Regions from separate parts of the Homo sapiens genome. Here region 1 is linked to region 2. Evidence: read pairs that join two places in POLR2A ChIA-PET (ENCODE). Cell type or tissue: B cell. All regions are shown on one strand. Links, peaks and the distances in the headings refer to the core of each region. The heading gives the core; the rest is flanking DNA. Region 1 overlaps TMPRSS13 (transmembrane serine protease 13). Region 2 has its middle 12 kb from the start of IL10RA.

Region 1 (9,323 bases), core at 485-8,484, 67 kb after region 2:
CTGGATTGGTGGGGGAGAAGCACCACTGACACCCTGGCATGACACTTTGCACATGCCGCTCCTCTACTCGGCCCATTCTCTGCTCTCTCCACCAGTGCAGTTAGGGGACAGGGTAGACAGGCAGCAGTAGGGGACCGCCAGGTGCAGGCATCAGGGACAGGGAGGGCCACGTTGGAAGCATCAGAGGTTTGGGGTCTCTGCCAGCTAGCATTGTTTGCCCTACGGAGGGGAGAGAAGAAGCCAGGCTCCAAGAGAAGTAATGGTGAGGGAAGGGATGTGAATTTGCTGCAGCTGGATGCCAGCTCTGTGCTGCGTGGTTTCTGCATCTGCGTTGAGGAACTGTGTCAGAGGAGCACCAGACCACCTGTTTAGTTGTGAAAAGATGCTGCGACAATGAAGTCCTAAGTTCGAAGAACATGGATCTGGGCCAATGTCTGCAATGTGCCACAAGGAAACTAGTTGAGGGGATGAGAGTGGAGATGGTTTGCACTGAGCCACTCCGATTCTGGACAAAGCACTGGAAGGGACAATGTCACATGGGGAAAGGGGAAGCTCAGAATCTCCTGCTTCCTGTACAAAGGGTAGCTTCCTTGGAAACAGGATAGGAACTGAGCAGGAGTCAATCAGGAAGGCTTCCTGGAGGAGGTAGCTAATGTGCCCTTTTCCCACTTTCTGTGTCTCCCCCTGCAGGTCTGAATGCCCTTCCCAGCGGTATATCTCTCTCCAGTGTTCCCGTAAGATGTTCTTCTTCTTGGATTGTGGCCAGTGTCGTGTGGGAGTAAAGGGCAGAGGGGCAGCACTCCTCCAAGGGAGGTGTTTGGCACAGGGGTTCAAGTCAGGAACAGTGTCTTAGCCAGCAGGCCTGCTTCAGGGCTGGAGTCCCTGTAAGGCACCGGTACACCCAGGGTAACATTTCCCCTTCTCCTGACTCTGGTAGGGGCTCAGCCCAGCAACCTTTTATTCCAAGGAAGCTGTCTGAGTCTTCTGTGCATCAGGGGAAGTGTATTCTTCCTATGTTTAGAAACAATAGAGACCCTCATTATAATGCTTGTCAATTCAGGGTCACATTAGAACTGGTCTGCATTCCTGTGCACCTAATGGCAGTCCTGGGACTTACCATCATGACCCCAATGCCCAACACAGTGCCCAAAGCTTGGGACACTCCAAAAGGATTTGTCAAGTCAATGAAAGAATGAGTGAAGGAGAAGAAAGAGGAACCTGCCTGGGGTCAAACTTTCCGCGGAATGATCCCAGAAAGCCACCCCACCATGTGGTGGCTCTGCTCTCACAGAAACTGCTGTGTGTAGCAGATAAGGGAGCAAAGCCCGTCCATGGAAGGGTGGGTGCCCTTCAGGATGGGGCTGCCTGAGCCTGTCCTGGCCCTGGGAGCACAGCAGAGGCATCCTGATCAGGAGCTCGGAAAGAACCCTGGGAGAAACAGGGTTCACAGTACGTCTACTCCTTCCCTCCAGACTGCGGACTGAGGGCCATGACCGGGCGGATCGTGGGAGGGGCGCTGGCCTCGGATAGCAAGTGGCCTTGGCAAGTGAGTCTGCACTTCGGCACCACCCACATCTGTGGAGGCACGCTCATTGACGCCCAGTGGGTGCTCACTGCCGCCCACTGCTTCTTCGTGTAAGTGCCTGAGAGGCAGGTGATTTGACACTGCCCAGGGTCGGGAACCACCAGGAAGGGCTGGCTGCAGACTGACTTCTTCGTGGAGGAGGATTCTGGGTGTGAGTCCAGCCCCCATGGGCCAGTTGGCACTGGTGTAGCTTGGGTGTTCACCTGGTCCTGAGAGTGTGGGTCGGGGGTGTTTGTTCCGAGCTAGGCCCAAGGATGAGAAAGTCCCATTGACGGCCCCAAGGGGGAGAGAGGCAGGCAGGAAGAGGGACTGGGAGCCTGCCCCTGAAGAACAGGGTGAAATGAAAAAGGCGTTGGGTTTGTTGCTGCTTCCTGCAAATGGAACTCATAGCAGAGGAGCCCCTAGTTATCCCAGAAATTGAGGGTTAGGGATTGCAGGCAGGGCACTGTATCAGCTGCTAACGGTCACCAGCTGGTCTATTGTCTTTGGGGGCCCACAGCCCAGGCTGGTGGGCAGGAAAGAGCTCTGGGACCAGGCCTCAGGGGCACTGGCCTCCCTAGTAATGAGTTCAGTGTGTTACTTTGTCCTGTCTGAATTTGCTGAGGGTAATAATACTGAGATCTTATCAGTACAAGCCCTTGACCCTGTCTGGTGAGTGAATCTGTGTCCCCATCCCTAGTCCCAGCACCTTCTGCAGCCCTGTGACTTGTCAGCATCTGTCAGTTCATATCGAGGCCCCAGAGTTTCAGCATGGCAGAAGTCAAAGTCTCCTATTTGATCCTTGGTGACTTGCAGAGGAGATAGTGGGGGGGGAGTGCCACACAGAGGTCTTACTCATCCTTCCCTCTTTATTACTGTAAGGTGCAGAGCTGCAAGCTCATAATTTTTGAGGGGCTGTGGGGGATTGCTTTGGACTCCAGGGATAAGATAGAGGGTTCCCTCCAGAGGTCATTTTATCCATCCTCCTGCCTCCAAGCTGGTGCTCTGACTGTGGCTCCCTGTAGGTAGCAGGGGCTGCCAGTGAACGCTGCCAGGCAGGTACTGGACCACGCTCCTTTGTGGCTCTTGCAGGACCCGGGAGAAGGTCCTGGAGGGCTGGAAGGTGTACGCGGGCACCAGCAACCTGCACCAGTTGCCTGAGGCAGCCTCCATTGCCGAGATCATCATCAACAGCAATTACACCGATGAGGAGGACGACTATGACATCGCCCTCATGCGGCTGTCCAAGCCCCTGACCCTGTCCGGTGAGGGAATCTGCACTCCCCGCTCTCCTGCCCCCCAGCCCCAGCACCCTCTGCAGCCCTCGCACTTGTCAGCATCTGTCAACTCATATCCGGGCCCCAAAGCTTCTGCAGGGCAGAAGTCAAAGACTCTTAAAGATCCTTACATGGAACACTTCTGTTTTATAATTAGGGAAACTGAAGCCCAAGGGTTATAAATAAGTTTGCTCCAAATGACACATCTCACATTACAAATTGATGACGGAGTCAGGGCTTGGGTACTGATCTTAATCAATAGATTGAATTCTTTCACTGGTATTAACTGAGCACCTAGGGGCCAAACGCTATGGTAGGCATTTCACACATATGATTTCATTTACTCTTCACAACCAACCCTGTGGAGCAGGCACTATTATTAACTTCATTTGACATATGAGGAAATGGAGCTTTACAGAGAGATAATTACCTGAGGCCACAAGTAATAGGTGGTAGCTCTGGGATTGGAACCAGGTCGATCTGATTCCCAAGCAGTGCTCTCCCCACCTGGCTCTAGACTGGCAAATTGCTTACCCTGCAGTCGAGAACTTAAGCTGAGTACACATTCAAACAACTAATTGCTACAACGTTGTTGCTAAGGACCAAAGGAGGCTACACAAAGGAAATGCTGCAGAGGTTCTCAGAAGATCACTGTGGACAGGGGACGTCAAAGAAGACTTCATTCATTCATTCATTCATTCACTCATCATTCATCCATTCACTCATTTGTTCACTTATCAAATACTATATGGCCAGCCCTATAGTACAGTTGCAAATAGAAATAAAATACACCAAGACGACCAGTAGAGGCCAATTATACGATGTTTTCGGGGAGCAGGGAGCTATGGTGGCATAGGCGGGAGCAACTAATCATCCTGGCAGGCTAGGGGAAGCTCAGCAGAGGAAGGATAGCCAAGGTGGGTCCCGAAAAGATTGGAGAAGACAGGTAATGGGGGCTCAGGGAGGACCCTGAAGAATGGAGCCAGAGCCCTCTGGCATAAGCATCTGTAAAGGTGGGAGAGGGAGGAGGAGTACCGGGATTTCTGGAAGCCTCGGAGGACTCTCTGGTTAGTCCAGCCATTCTCGTGCTCTGAGCCTGTGAGCTGGTGTTTCCTCGCACATTAATTATGGAGGCGGTGTCTATCATGAGTCAGAGCAGTTAGATCATCAGAGTGGGGTGAGGAGGAGGATCCCTGGGTAGAGCTCGGTTGGGCAGCGCTAGCCCAGAACCACGCCCACGCAGCGTCACACCCACTCGTAGCCACGCCCCGACACGACACGACACGCCCACCAGCCTTTCTGAAACTCCATCCTTGTCTGTGGAGTCCAGGGCTGAGGTGAGGGATGCCCGCTACCTCCTGCCCTGCCGCTCAGCACACAAGAAGGGCACAGACTGCAGGACCAGAGCAGGCCTTCTCACCTTGTCAAACCCAGGCTGTATTTGGCTAAACATCCAAATCTTACCTCCCACCCACCCTCCACCCCTTAATATTATTTGGAATTCCAAAACTAAATAATTTCTAAAAGCGAATGAAAGCTATTCTCACATTGCGTATGCTTTTCAAACGTAATAGTCTCCCTCCAGGCTCCAATAGGCTTTTGGGCAGGAAGCAGACCCTTAGTCTGAGAATCACAGCTCAGATGTATGTAGTCCTGTGGCCAGAACATGTGCCCTGATTTTTGGTTTAGAAATCAGGACTGATTTTCTTAAACTCATTTGGCAGGTGGAGCACTAGAAGTCACAGTACTTTTGCTTGTGAAAGTTCACTGGTAAATTTAATTCCCCCATAAAAAACAGTGAAATATCTAACGATGGATCATGTAACAGTGTTACATGTTTTTAAAACTTTACATCTCAAAAAGGGGCATAGAAAAAAAATCCTATGCTGCATTTTTGTTAATAATGCATGCTATTCCTTCATCTATTTTTTGTTTACTCTCTAGCAGACAAAAGTGAGGTAGACACCAATGTTTAAAGCCTAATTCCAATTTATGGGAGAAGAATTTAAAATCATCCTTCCCATCTACGCTTCCTGCCTTGTCTCTATCTTTTTAAACATTTATTGAGCACTTAATATGTGACAGGCATTATCTTAGGTGCAGAATACTGCAGTGAATATAACAAAGGGTTGAGAATACTGCAAACATTCTATTAACTAATATTTTCCTCCTGCAAACTCAGATGTGTTGGTCAATGCCCTGGTCCCCCTAGGGACACCAGTCCTCAGAGCTTATGAAGTGATATATAACAGTGACTTCTAAATATAATATTTCTGAATGTGGGATCAAGTTAGCAGGAATTCTGTGGTCTGTGTCTCTAGGAATGTGTTTCCTGTTTGGAGAGATTTCTTACCTTGTGCTGGGAAAACATTTAAAAGGAGAGCCACAGGCTCTGGACAACCAGTGGGTACCCTCGCCAGACCAGGCTGGACATACCGCTGAGATGCCATGGTCATAATATCTGGGTCTTAGCCTGCTGCTGTTCCTTGTTCTAATGGAAAGACATGGAAGAGGCTCCACCAGGAGAGACCCTCTCAGTAGGGAGAGACCCTCAGCTGCCCAGTATCGGCTTGTACAAGGGAGCTTCCAAGGCTTACGCATCTGACCACAGGGCAACCACTGAAATCAGAACGGCTTTGAGGACTCTGGTAGCCCCCAAATGCTGGTGGGTTATGATAAAGTGATCGAGTTTCATGTCTGGTCAGTCCAAGGCTCTGGAGGATTCAGATCCAGGACTCTAGAGTCAAGGATTAATGTTCTAGGAGACCCCTCCTTGCCCCCAGAGTGGTTGTGCTCCTTCTCCCTCCCCCTACTGAAAGTCTCAGCCTTGTTCCTTCACTGACGTCTGGAGGTCTTGTTGCAGCTCACATCCACCCTGCTTGCCTCCCCATGCATGGACAGACCTTTAGCCTCAATGAGACCTGCTGGATCACAGGCTTTGGCAAGACCAGGGAGACAGATGGTAAGAGGCAAAGATGCTTGGTTGTGTGTATGTATTCATGTGCATGTGTGTGTATACATGTGCGTGTGTAAGCAATGTGTCTGGGTATACAGATGAAGGCCTATGTCGATGAGCGTTTGGGTATACGGATTCATGGGCCTGGGTGTGATTATGTGTGTATAGACACCTGAGTATATGCCGGTGCAGTCACTGTGACAATGCCCTCCAATCAAGACCACCTGGAAAACTGCTGTGGTTGAACTAGTTGAGTTCATTGCTCATTGCAATGAGAGAGAGAACACACCATGAAGAACCATGGAGCATCTCAGCAAGAGGGTGTCAGAGAGGGAATGCTCGTAGGATTTAGGTGGCTTGGGGAGGGTTCAAAGACGCAGGACTTTTCTCTAAATTGTGGTGTCAGGAAGCAGGGGTTATGATTGGGAACCTTAATAATCTTATCTAGAGGCCGGGCACCGTAGCTTACACCTGTAGTCCCAGCACTTTGGGAGGCCAAGGTGGGAGAATCTCTTGAGCCCAGGAGTTCAAGACCAGCCTGGGCATCATGGCAAAACCCCATCTCTACAAAAAATAGAAAAATTAGCTGGGCATGGTGATGTGTGCCTGTAGTCCCAGCTATGAGAGGGGCTGAGGCAGGAGGATCACTTGATCCCAGGGAGGTTGAGGCTACAGTGAGCCATGATCATGCCACTGCACTCTAGCCTGGGTGACAGAGTGAAACCCGTCTCAATTAAGAATATATATATATATATATATATATATATATATATATATATATAATCTTATCTAGGAGCTCTAAGTGGTAAGGAAGCAGCAGTCACTCATATTGGCCAGGAGAGGGGGATGTCTGGTACTGTTGTGGTTTGCACAGTGACCTTGTTTTTGTCTGGCCTTAAACAAGATGATGAAGTGGTCTTGTTTTCATGTCATCCCAATCACAGAGTGCCTTGTCCTGTGAGATTGCTTACTTTGAGCAGGATGACCCCATGGTTAGACTCAGGCCACTTCCATGCATCAGGACCGCTTTTCCCTCCCTCCGTGAGGCAGAGCAATGACTGATGTGGGTGCAGCCTACTTCTCCTCTTGTCTCCATACCTGACTAGCTGTGTGACTGTGGGCAGGTCACTTCTCCAGCACCAGGCCTCCCCACCGGTAAATGGATTAATGCCACCTGCTCTCTTTAGGGCACATAGCTTCCAAAAACAAACAAAGCCATGTATCTGAGGGTGCTTTGAACGTAGGCAAGTGCTGTGCAACATGTCGGGTAGCCTGATAGGCTTGTGAGTGTGTCTGTGTGCATGGATGTCTCTGTCTCACGTGCAGTGAGCTGTGTCTTGTGTGAGGGCGTGTGTGCCCATATGTCCTGGGTGTCCAACCACAGAGGGCCTCCCTTGGGTGGGAGCCAGGCACGGGCATGGCACCCTCCATTCCCAGGAGGCTGTGATTCTGGGTCTTGGGGTGGCAGCTGGACGGCCAGGAAGCTATCTAGAATCTCACTGGCTTCCCATCCTCTGTCTCCTCCACCCCACTTCACTGAAGACAAGACATCCCCCTTCCTCCGGGAGGTGCAGGTCAATCTCATCGACTTCAAGAAATGCAATGACTACTTGGTCTATGACAGTTACCTTACCCCAAGGATGATGTGTGCTGGGGACCTTCGTGGGGGCAGAGACTCCTGCCAGGTGAGGGTACCTGTGGGTGGGGCTCAGGTCCCAGCACCCTGGGGATGGGGGAGGCAGGGGTGTTGGGGCTGATGTGGGAATTGGGACCCCACCCTTTCCCGCTCATGGACCACCTGTCCCATCCTGCGAATGTGCCCCCTCTCCCCTGCAGGGAGACAGCGGGGGGCCTCTTGTCTGTGAGCAGAACAACCGCTGGTACCTGGCAGGTGTCACCAGCTGGGGCACAGGCTGTGGCCAGAGAAACAAACCTGGTGTGTACACCAAAGTGACAGAAGTTCTTCCCTGGATTTACAGCAAGATGGAGGTAAGATCCCTGCAGCAGGACACTGCACCCAGCAGGCTGGGAACTTCCTCAGGTGGGGACCCTGGAGGAGCACCCAGGTTGTAGGCAGAGGTCCCCTCAGCGTCCCCATATTCGGGGGGTGTTCTGGACAGGGTCAAATGTGATGCCTGGGGTCAATCCCAGCTGTCTGTGTTTCTTTCCCTGCTTTTCTTCCCTCAGAACAGAGCTCAGCGGGTTGAAAAAGGGTGGACCTACAGGCCAGGCAGGCAGTTGCTGGGCAGATGTTCTCCCAGAAGTATTTTTTTGTGTAAGGTTGCAATGGACTTTGAAAACGTTTCAGTTTCTGCAGAGGATTTTGTGATAGTTTTTGTTATCAAGCATTTATGCATGGGAATCCGCTCTTCATGGCCTTTCCCAGCTCTGTTTGTTTTAGTCTTTTTGATTTTCTTTTTGTTGTTGTTGTTGTCTTTTTTTAAAAACACAAGTGACTCCATTTTAACTCTGACAACTTTCACAGCTGTCACCAGAATGCTCCCTGAGAACTACCATTCTTTCCCTTTCCCACTTAAAATATTTCATCAGAACCTCACTACTATCATAAAAGAGTATAAAGTAATAAAATAATAAAAAGTTATTTTATGTTTTTTGACTTGCTTTAACCTATATCCAACCTCAGAAGTCATTGCTCAGGTCAAACTGAACCACAGACCCTTCAGTGTGTGCCTTACCTTGCCCTTGGCCTTTGGAATACTTGATCCACCCTAGAGAGTCCCCTCTCCCACTTCCACCCTCTCATCTTCCATTTTTCTTACTGAAGAACTCTGACTAATCTATCAAAATCAGCCATTTACAATGCCTGGAATATCCTCGGTATTTACTATTTATTGTTATAAATTAAGGATGAATGAATAAACAAATAAATGAAAAGAATAAAAGGTGGGCCTCACCTCGGTGCCAGCCCCAGTGCCACTCTCCTCTCCCAGGGATGACCGAGATGTGAGTTCACACAGGCCGCTGGCAGTGGAGTGATGGGAGGCCTCCCTCCACGGCAGGAATTTCGGTGTCAGGAAACAGGGATCTGCCTGCAACTCTGCTGACCTAGTTGAGACCCTGCCTTCTCTGGGCCTTCAGCCTTTAGCTGTAAAGCAGGGGGTGCTCTGCCAGCCCTCCCCTTCTCTGCCTGGGGAACAGGGGAGGGCTCAGATAGGGGGAGCAGAAAAGGCTCCAGAAATCTAGTGCAGAGAGGCCCTCCAATCCTGCATCCATCCTTTCCCTTTGCTCTCCCTCCTTGGAGAGGCAGTGCTAGGTGACAGCGAGGCTAAATTATAGGTTCTGAACCCCAACCTTGGGCTTCTGTGCTCCTCGCCCACCTGGCCCACCCTCACCCTCTTCTCCCATTCTCTTCCTCAGAGCGAGGTGCGATTCAGAAAATCCTAACCAGCTGGCCTGCTGCTCTGCACAGCACCGGCTGCTGTGAAGACTCTGGCCATGGTGACTGGCCATGTGTGGCATCATCTGGGCTAATGGCCACCGGGCACCATCGGACTCCCACCTCCAC
Region 2 (9,323 bases), core at 710-8,709:
GGTGACAGCCTGCTGGCAGTCCTCAGAGCCCTCGCTTGCTCTCGGCACCTCCCCTGCCTGGGCTCCCACTTTGGCGGCATTTGAGGAGCCCTTCAGCCCCCCCACTGCACTGTGGGAGCCCCTTTCTGGGTTGGCCAAGGCTGGAGCCCACTCCCTCAGCTTGCAGGGAGGTGTGGAGGGAGAGGCTCCAGCGGCAACCGGGGCTGCGTGCGGCGCTTGCGGGCCAGCTGGAGTTCCGGGTGGGCGTGGGCTTGGCGGGCCCCGCACTCGGAACAGCCAGCCAGCCCTGCTGGCCCCGGGCAATGAGGGACTTAGCACCCGGGCCAGTGGCTGCGGAGGGTGTACTGGGTCCCCCAGCAGTGCCGGCCCACCGGCGCTGTGCTCGATTTCTTGCCGGGCCTTAGCTGCCTTCCCGCGGGGCAGGGCTCGGGACCTGCAGCCCGCCATGCCTGAGCCACCCACCCACTCCATGGGCTCCTCTGAGGCCCGAGCCTCCCCGTGGAGCACCACCCCCTGCTCCAAGGCGCCCAGTCCCATCGACCACCCAAGGGCTGAGGAATGCGAGCGCACGGCGCAGGACTGGCAGGCAGCTCCACCTGAAGCCCCGGTGCGGGATCCATTAGGTGAAGCCAGCTGGGCTCCTGAGTCTGGTGGGGACGCGGAGAGTCTTTATGTTTAGCTCAAGGTTTGTAAACACACCAATCAGCACCCCTGTGTTTAGCTCAAGGTTTGTGAGTGCACCAATCGACACTCTGTATCTAGCTGCTCTGGTGGGGCCTTGGAGAACCTTTGTGTCCATACTCTGTATCTAACTAATCTGATGGGGACGTGAAGAACATTTGTATCTAGCTCAGGGATTGTAAATTTACCAATCAGCACCCTGTCAAAACAGGCCACTTGGCTCTACCCATCAGCAGGATGTGGGTGGGGCCAGATAAGAGAATAAAAGCAGGCTGCCCGAGCCAGCGTTGGCAACCCGCTCGGGTCCCCTTCCACCCTGTGGAAGCTTTGTTCTTTCGCTCTTTGCAATAAGTCTTGCTACTGCTGACTCTTTGGGTCCGCGCTGCTTTTATGAGCTGTAACACCGCGAAGATCTGCAGCTTCACTCCTGAGCCCAGTGAGACCACAAGCCCACCAGGAGGAACGAACAACTCCAGATGCGCTGCCTTAAGAGCTGTAACACTCTCCGCAAAGCTCTGCAGCTTCACTCCTGAGCCAGCGAGACCACGAACCCATCAGAAGGAAGAAACTCCGAACACATCTGAGCATCAAAAGGGACAGACTCCAGACGCGCCACCTTAAAAGCTGTAACACTCACCGCGAGGGTCCGCAGCTTCATTCTTGAAGTCAGTGAGACCAAGAACCCACCAATTCCGGACACAAGAGGGAGTGAGGTCTGTAGAAACATTCAGCAAAAAGCACGCTGACTAGAGGGATCTAGCCCCTTTCTTTCATGGCCTGGATGTGTTTGGCCTCACTCTGGGTTGTATGTTGTGCTGAGGCCCACCACACCATCTTGGGACAACTGGGCCTTTGGTTGTACTTGGGACACCTCCCTCCCCCAGAATTATTTTAAGAAAATCACCTCGTCAGGAAGGCTGTGGACCTGGTCCATGAACTTAGTCCATTGTCATTGCTTTGTGAACTTGGGATGCAAGAAGTGAAGAACAGAACATTGACAGAAATATCTCGTGTCATTTCAAGACACAGTCGTGTCTTCCTTCTGCAGCCCAGATGGCCTTGACTTCTCCAGTTTTTAAGGGTGTCATTTCCCCTTAATTCTAAAATAACAACAGTTTGAACTCCCATCCCACAAATGCAGGAAGTCCATCTGCTCTTGGGTTTCCAATCCCAGAGCCATCCTAGAGGGCTTGCACCTCACCTCTGAGCGTCTCACGGTGGTGGCCTCTGAGCTGCAGCTGTTTGTTTGAAGTACGGACACAGGCCCAGCATCTTTGAAAAAATGCTATTGGAAGCTCTCAAATAACAAAAGTACCAAAGAGATAGTCTGTTACAACTGCTCAAAGCAGTAGTTTCAGAGCACCCACCAGTTCAGCTGCATTTTGCAAACCCTCCTTAAGCTTCTGGCAATGTTGGTGGCAGGGAGAGGCCAGTGAACTTCTTGCCTTTGGAAGTCTCTAGGCCTCTCTGAACACCCTCCTTGCCCATAAAGAGAGCAGAGGCCTTCCTCTTCCTGCCCAAAGACCACCTTGTTTTGTTTTGTTTTTAACTTTTTGCCTCAAGATGATTCACAGCAAGAACATCAATATCTTTCAAGAGAAATTCCTAGACCTATCCTGAAGGTACAACCTGGCTCCAATGGCTCACATAGGGCTAGTTGCCTTAAGCCTGCCTTGGCCTTAAATAACCCTGCAGGTGGGCCAGCAGCCGTGTGGCCCAGATAATGACAAATCAGGCCCAATCCAGGGCCTTACCTCGGTCATTCCTGCCCGGAAGGGAAGAGACTTGGTCTGCCTGCTCTTCCTGCGGTTGTCTGGGCTCCTGCCCTGCAGTGAACAATGACTGGACAAAGGATAATGATTTTCAGCCATGGGACAGCCTAAATTGAGACTTTGGGAAACAAATTCTGTAATTCCTCAGGGGCATGGTTCTGCTAAGGAGATACTCCACTGACATTGCTAAATGAAACCAGTAACACTTCAGTCTGAGGACTCTGTCTCGGACCCATCACAGATGTCTAGGATGTCTTCCAGAACAATGGGTATGCATGTACTTTATATTGACAAGACTAAGAAGGTTCACCCAATACAGGGAGACTCCCATGTGAAGACAAATCCTAATCACTCCTCTGTCATGCAGAAATGTCTTGTAAATCCTTGAATTACAGCTCCTTTGCTTCAAGGATTTAAAGCTCTATATTCTCCCCTGTCTCTGGCAGCAGCCCGAGTGCTCAATGGGAAGACCTAAGCCTGAGGTTCAAGCCCCAGGTCTGTCAGTTGCCATCCGTGACTTTGGGTAAGTCATGAATTCCCCAGGTCTCGGATTTCTTAGCTAAAAAACGAGGATAATACCACTTCTTCCAACCTGTCAGGGTTGTTGAGAGGATGAATGCAAGCAAACATTTGTTAAGTACACTTGCCTAGGCATGGTAGGATCCAAAAATTAGTAAGACACTGGCCTTATCAGACTCATGCGCTTTTAGGGTGTTTAGACTTCAATAGGTAACTTCATTATGATATGAGAAGAAACAGCTTAGATCTAAAGTGTTCTGTAAACTCTAAAGTGTTATATACTTGTGGATATTAGTACTGCTGTCATTTTTCCTATAAATTGGGTTTCCTTTCTGTTCACTGCTGGGCCAAACATGTCTTGAGCAGCTCACAGTGGGAAGCCTCTTCTCCCTGTCCCCCAGGCTCCAGGGGGTCTCCCTGCCCCCCATGGAACCCTAGAATCCTTTCAGGGGGCTCCTGTCATCTACCTACATGTTTCCATTCCACCACTCTTCCCAGGACACACTGGAAGTACAGTCTTTCCTCTTTCACATAATTAATGACAAATGTAAGAAATGGTGGGCTGGGCGTGGTGGCTCACGCCTGTAACCCCAGCACTTTGGGAGACCGAGGCAGGCAAATCACGAGGTCAGGAGATGGAGACCATCCTGGCTAATATAGTGAAATCCCATCTCTACCAAAAATACAAAAAAAAATAATTAGCTAGGCGTGGTGGCGTGCACCTGTAGTCTCAGCTATTTGGGAGGCTGAGGCAGGAGAATGGCGTGAACCCGGGAGGCGGAGCTTGCAGTGAGCTGAGATCGCGCCACTGCACTCCAGCCTGGGCGACAGAGCGAGACTCTCTGTCTCAAAAAAAAAAAAAAAAAAAATAGAAATGGTGGCCAGGTGCCTGGCTCACGCCTGTAATCCCAGCACTTTGGGAGGCTGAGGCAGGTGGAGCACGAGGTCAGGAGATCAAGACCATCCTGGCTAACACAATGAAACCCCGTCTCTACTAAAAATACAAAAAATTAGCCGGGCGTGGTGGTGGGCACCTGTAGTCCCAGTTATTCGGGAGGCTGAGGAAGGAGAATGGTGTGAACCCGGGAGGCAGAGCTTGCAGTGAGCGGAGATCGCTCCACTGCACTCCAGCCTGGGTGACAGAGCGAGACTCCGTCTCAAAAAAAAAAAAAAGAAAAGAAAAGAAATGGTAACTGGAGGCCAGCCAGGGATGACAAATGGTGAGCATGTACAAGTGCCCAGCAGAGGATGTGTGGGAGTGGGGCATGAAAAGAGAAGCTCTGCAGTCCTAAGGAGTTGTGAAGTTTTATAATTTATAAGAAAACGAAAGTCAGAGAGGAAGAGCTATCTCAAGAGCATAGCGGGTTCATACCTCGCCCCCACATTCATTCTGTGGCGATCTGACCTTTTGGGACAGAAGAACAAGACAGGTGATGTTCTTCTCACCTCCTTTTCCAAACTCTTTTAAACAGGCCAACATTTGGGTGATATTGGTGGGGGAGGTCCTGCTGGTATCTCTGATAGTCCGCAGCCAACCCCCTTTCTGTCTTCACTAACCTGTCCCTCTGTCCTACCCCAGCCTCTCTTTTCAGGACACCCCAAAATTCCAGTGGAAAATTACCAGGACCATGAAAAAAATTAGCATTTCTTCTGAGCATTCTTTGAGTTCTTGTATATGGTGAGGTCATCTTCACATTTTTAAAAATTTTAAACTAGCCAGGTGCGGTGGCTCACACCTGTGATCCCACTTTGGGAGGCCAAGGCGGGTGGATCATATGAGGTCAGGAGTTCAAGACCAGCCTGACCAACATCGTGAAACCCCGTATCTACTAATTACAAAAAAAAAAAAAATTAGCTGGGCATGGTGGCACATGCCTGTAATCGCAGCTACTTAAGAGGCTGAGGCAGGAGAATTGCTTGAACCCAGGAGGCGGAGATTGTAGTGAGCTGAGATTGCGCCATTGCACTCCAGCCTGGGCAACGAGTGAAACTCTGTCTCAAAAAAAATTTTTTTTAACTTTAATTAATAAATGTGTTCAAAACCCATACAAGTTATTTAAGTAAATACGTATTCAGAAATATACACAGTTTTGATCAACACTTGGTGCACAGTATGAAGTTTCAAAGAGGTGACTCATGTTTATTGTTGCACATTGTAGAAATAAATTCTCAGCCTAATGTTGGAAAGCTGAAGTAAATAGATGCTGAGATTCATGAAATTCTGGTAAGCAGTCACTACGTGTGTCTATACGTATACATTAACAGAAGGGTTTCCTTGTGATTACTGGGTGCTCACCCATCCACTGGTCCCAGGAGAGGCCTCCTGTCCACCCACAAAGCGAGATACTTATGGCGGTTGGTCACAGCCTCTTGCTATTACACCACTTTCTTAAGCCCCAGACTCAAGATTACTTCCCCCTCTCCACTCAATTCTTCTCCCTAGGCCAACTGTGGTCACCACATACTAAAGCATAAGTCAGTTGCACAGTTCTTCTGAGATCCCAATTTGGTGACAAAGTTCATAACTGCCACACCTTCTTCTTGGGTCAGTAGCTCAAATCTGCAAACATTCATTGAGTAGTCCCTGTGTCAGGCACTGTGCTAAGCACCTGGGGACAAAAACAGAAAGGATACTATGTTTGTCTTGGAGGATGTTTAGTTAGAAAGAGTGGGGGAAAGGAAATCTAAGGTTTATTGTTGTGCTGGGCAATTTGCTACTATGTACTTCCTCTGATTCTATGTGAGATAGGTCTTCTCTTCCCACTTTACAGAGGAGGAAACTGAGTCTTAGAAAGGTTATATGCTTTTCCCAAGGTAACTCCATAAGTGGTACAGCTGGCTTGTAAGCCCAGGTCTGACTCTAACTATTCCTGTTGACTGCTCCTGCCAGCCCCACGCACACCAGCCACAGACAAAAAGCAGTAAGTGGGACAATTCCAGCAGTAGGTCCAGTTGGAAGGCTGCCAGGGAAAGAACCAACTTTGGGGACTACTGGCAGGTGTTTGGGTGCTGCCAATTCCCCCTGTGGGAGGCTCACAGCCCAAGGCAGCCAGGGGTGGGGTCTGTGGGAATGAAAATTACTAGAAAGTGTAAGAAATGCCTTGACAGGGTTTGCATTTGGCACAGAGGATCTGCAGAAGACGTGGCTGGGCTGGTGGCTTCTGAAGCAGAGACTTTATCATCCCGCTCCCATCTGCTCACCCCAGCGCCTCCATCTTCCTGGAGAAATGCCCTCTGAGAGTGTTTATTCTTCAATAGCTGTTGATTTCCTGCCACATACCAGGCTTCATTCGAGGCAGACAAAGCAAACAAAACTCCTGCCACATGGAGTGTTCATTGCAGCAGGAGGAGACGGACACCAAGAGTCAATACATGAGAGAAATGTGTAGCATGTCAGACAGTGATACGCGCCACCGAGAACAATAAAGTAAGAAAGGGGTTTAGGGAGTAGGGAGGGAGGGCTGCCTTTTTGTTTTCCTTTTTTCCTTTTCCCTCCCCCACCTCCATTTTTTTTCCTTTTTTTCTTTAGGTTTTTATAGAGACAGGGTCTCCCTATGTTGCCCGAACTGGTCTTGAACTCCTGAGCTCAAGCGATCCACCTGCCTCAGCCTCCCAAAATGTTGAGATTACAGGCGTGAGCCACTGCGCCTGGCCTCCACCTCCATTTTAAATAGAGTGGGCAGCAGGCCTCCCCCAGTAGGTGACATTAGAATGAGGACCCAAGGGATGTGAGGAATGAACCGTGTGGATATCTGAACGAAGGGTGTTGTGGGCAAAGGGAACAGCAAGTGCCAGGCCTCCAGGTAAGGGCGTGCCCGGCCGGTGTGGGAGGGGTTGGCGCCCAGTGAGTGAGGCCCACCTAAGTGAGGGATGGCTCCTTCATGGGGCTCATGGCTACTGGCTGACAGACAGAGAGACAGACAGGGAACTCGAGAACTCTCAGCCTCCCCCACTTGTGGAGAACATTCCCTGGAGGAGAGTCGAGAGAGGCATGGACATAGGGCTCTTCTTCCTGCAGCTTCTGAGTAAATTATGATCCCCCTGCACACTCGGGCTTTAGCCCTCCTTACACTCACCCTCTCCTCTCTTTCTTCTTGATCCCCTTTTCTTTTTTCCTTTTAAAATTATTTCAGATTATTCTAGATTATTCCATCCCCCATAAATCTGACGTGCTTAGACACGGAGAAGGCAGGAGGGTTTTGGGGGTCAGGGTGAGGAGGGTTTTGGAGGTCAGGTGTATTTGTTTCCCAAGGCTATATCAAATTATCACACACTGGGTGGCTTAAGATGACGGAATGAATTCTCTCCTGGTTCTGGAGGGTCTGAAATCAGTTTCATTGGGCTGCAATCAAGGTACTGGCAGGGCTGGAATTTTCTAGGAAGGAATGTGTTCCTTGCCTCTTTTGGCTCCTGGTGGCTAGCCTTCGTGTGTGCGTGTGTGTGTGTGTGAGAGTGAAATCTTTCCCTGCCTCTTTTTTATACCAAAAATTTCTTAAGAGCTCCAATGCAATTGCATTTAGGGCTCACTTTGATCATCTAGGATAACCTCCCCATCTCAAGACCCAATATACAAAGACACTGTTCCCATATAAAGTAACACTCACAGGTTCAAGGGATTAGGTCTGGATATCTTTTGGGGGCCATTTTCATCCTACCACAGAGAGTGTTCCAGTTTCAACATTCATCTCTATATTCATTCAGTCATTCCCTATTCGACACAGGGTCACTGGCTATTTCCTCAGTGCAAGGCAGTGTGCAGGATGCTGGGAATACACGGTGAGCAAAGGAGAGCCCCCCAGGAGCTTGCGGTTTAGAAGGAGAGATGGATGTGAATCAAATAGTCACTCAAATAAAACGCAGAGTTGCGACTGTGGTAAGTGCCATGAGAGCCTGTATTTGGGGTTTTACCTGGTAAGGAGGCCAAGAAAGCTTCCAGGAGGAAGTACCCTTAAATCTGCATGAGTTGGGGTAACCTTCCCTTCAAAGAGGGAAGGAAGAGACTTCCAGGTGGAGGGGACAGATGGCAGAACGGAGGTATGGCTGGCTCTGGCAGGTTGTGCAGGGCTTGGGGTGGCCTGGGGTGGCGGGTGGGGTTTCAAAGATTGTGTGGAGACTATTGTGGTGTGCCTCCTCCCCACCCTCTACCCCAGTCCTCACCCTTGGCTACTGCTCTGTATCCAGGGCCTCTTCCTCCTATTCCTGACTCAGGCCCATCCCTCCACTTCCTGCTCAGTGTGGCTTGTGGTTTAATAAGGAAACTCCCCAGGCTCAGTGTTGGGGCAGACCGCTAAGCTTCAGTCAACAAAAACTTCTTATGAGCCTACCGTGTGGCACACATTGTGTTGGGAATGAGAAGGAATAGGATGAGGAAACAACATTATTCTGGTCCTTGGGGCAAGAGGCTGTATGGTGGAGGGGAAAACAGAGAGGGTTAAGTGCTGAATAGTCTGTTGACTTGGGTTGAATCTCACTTCTGCTACTTACTGGCTGTGTAATATTGGAAGAGTGACTTCACCTGTCTGTGCCTCAGTCAGCAAACATTTATCAGCTAATTCCAGTCAACAGACATTTAGTGTGCACCCACTGTGTGCTAGGCAGTGGGCCATATGCTGGCAACCCGCAGAGACATGTCTGAGTGGGAATAGAACTCTGAGGTTGGCTGTTTCCTTGCACAGGCCACCAGATGATTTCTGTATGGGGACCCCAGCCAGGCAAGCTCTCTAGGAGATGGCAGTCAGAGAGTGGGGACACAGTCCTGGGAGTGTGCAGCTATTTGGCCTTCTTTGTGCCTTCTCTTCCCCCCTTCTGCAGAATACTCAACACTGCTTATGGAGAACCTTCCTTGGTTAACACTAGACATTCTCATCTTCCTAAGTGCTCCAGCTTTGGGAAGAATGTGCTGTTTTGACCAACAGTTTCATGTGCATCTTTGTTGATCGGCCACTATTATTAGGTGCCTCTACTTGATGTTTTTTAATGGGAATGGCTCCAGTCTTTTCCACTGAGCCATTCCATATAAAGTCCAAGATGGAGTTGGACAGCATGTTCACTTACTGGACCATGCTTGGCAAATCACTTGACCTCTCTAAGCCTCCATTTCTATGATAAAGTGAGGGTATGAATCCCTGCCCTGCATCCTCCTAAGGCTTTTGTAAAAATCAAATGAGATTCTGCACCCAAGCTGTCTTTTCACCTCATTGTGGTGCCCAGCACAAAGCACTAGGGGTGGTAGTAAGGAGGGGTGAAAGCTTGAGCGTTAAATGGTTCATACTTGTGAAAATTGGCTGAGCCCCACCATACCTCATGGGTCCTTCTTTAAGGGTTGTTTTGTGGGCAGGTGGGTTAACCGTC

What was found. Peaks named below come from ENCODE experiments on the same cell type or tissue, not always from the same donor. Only the 100,000 strongest peaks of a DNase experiment are listed, where the experiment ranks them.
Region 1: POLR2A ChIA-PET joins it to region 2 with 10 read pairs; 5 of 35 experiments call an interaction of 5 or more read pairs at or near these places.

What each region holds. Positions count from the first base shown.
Region 1 is chr11:117,902,118-117,911,440 of GRCh38, reverse strand. TMPRSS13 (transmembrane serine protease 13) reads left to right here. Exons shown (of 13, transcript NM_001077263.3): 7 at 691-734; 8 at 1,473-1,635; 9 at 2,657-2,829; 10 at 5,705-5,803; 11 at 7,340-7,482; 12 at 7,634-7,786; 13 at 9,176-9,323. The coding sequence ends at 9,202. Among named protein-coding and RNA genes, the nearest start is that of TMPRSS13, 23 kb to the left of the region's middle. RefSeq lists an enhancer at 3,627-4,127. In B cell, for the core only: no CTCF peak of the experiment used is centred there; DNase peaks (open chromatin) are centred at 4,040 and 6,694.
Region 2 is chr11:117,969,726-117,979,048 of GRCh38, reverse strand. No RefSeq gene overlaps it. Among named protein-coding and RNA genes, the nearest start is that of IL10RA, 12 kb to the left of the region's middle. RefSeq lists an enhancer at 1,551-1,720 and a silencer at 5,817-6,231. In B cell, for the core only: no CTCF peak of the experiment used is centred there; a DNase peak (open chromatin) is centred at 8,185.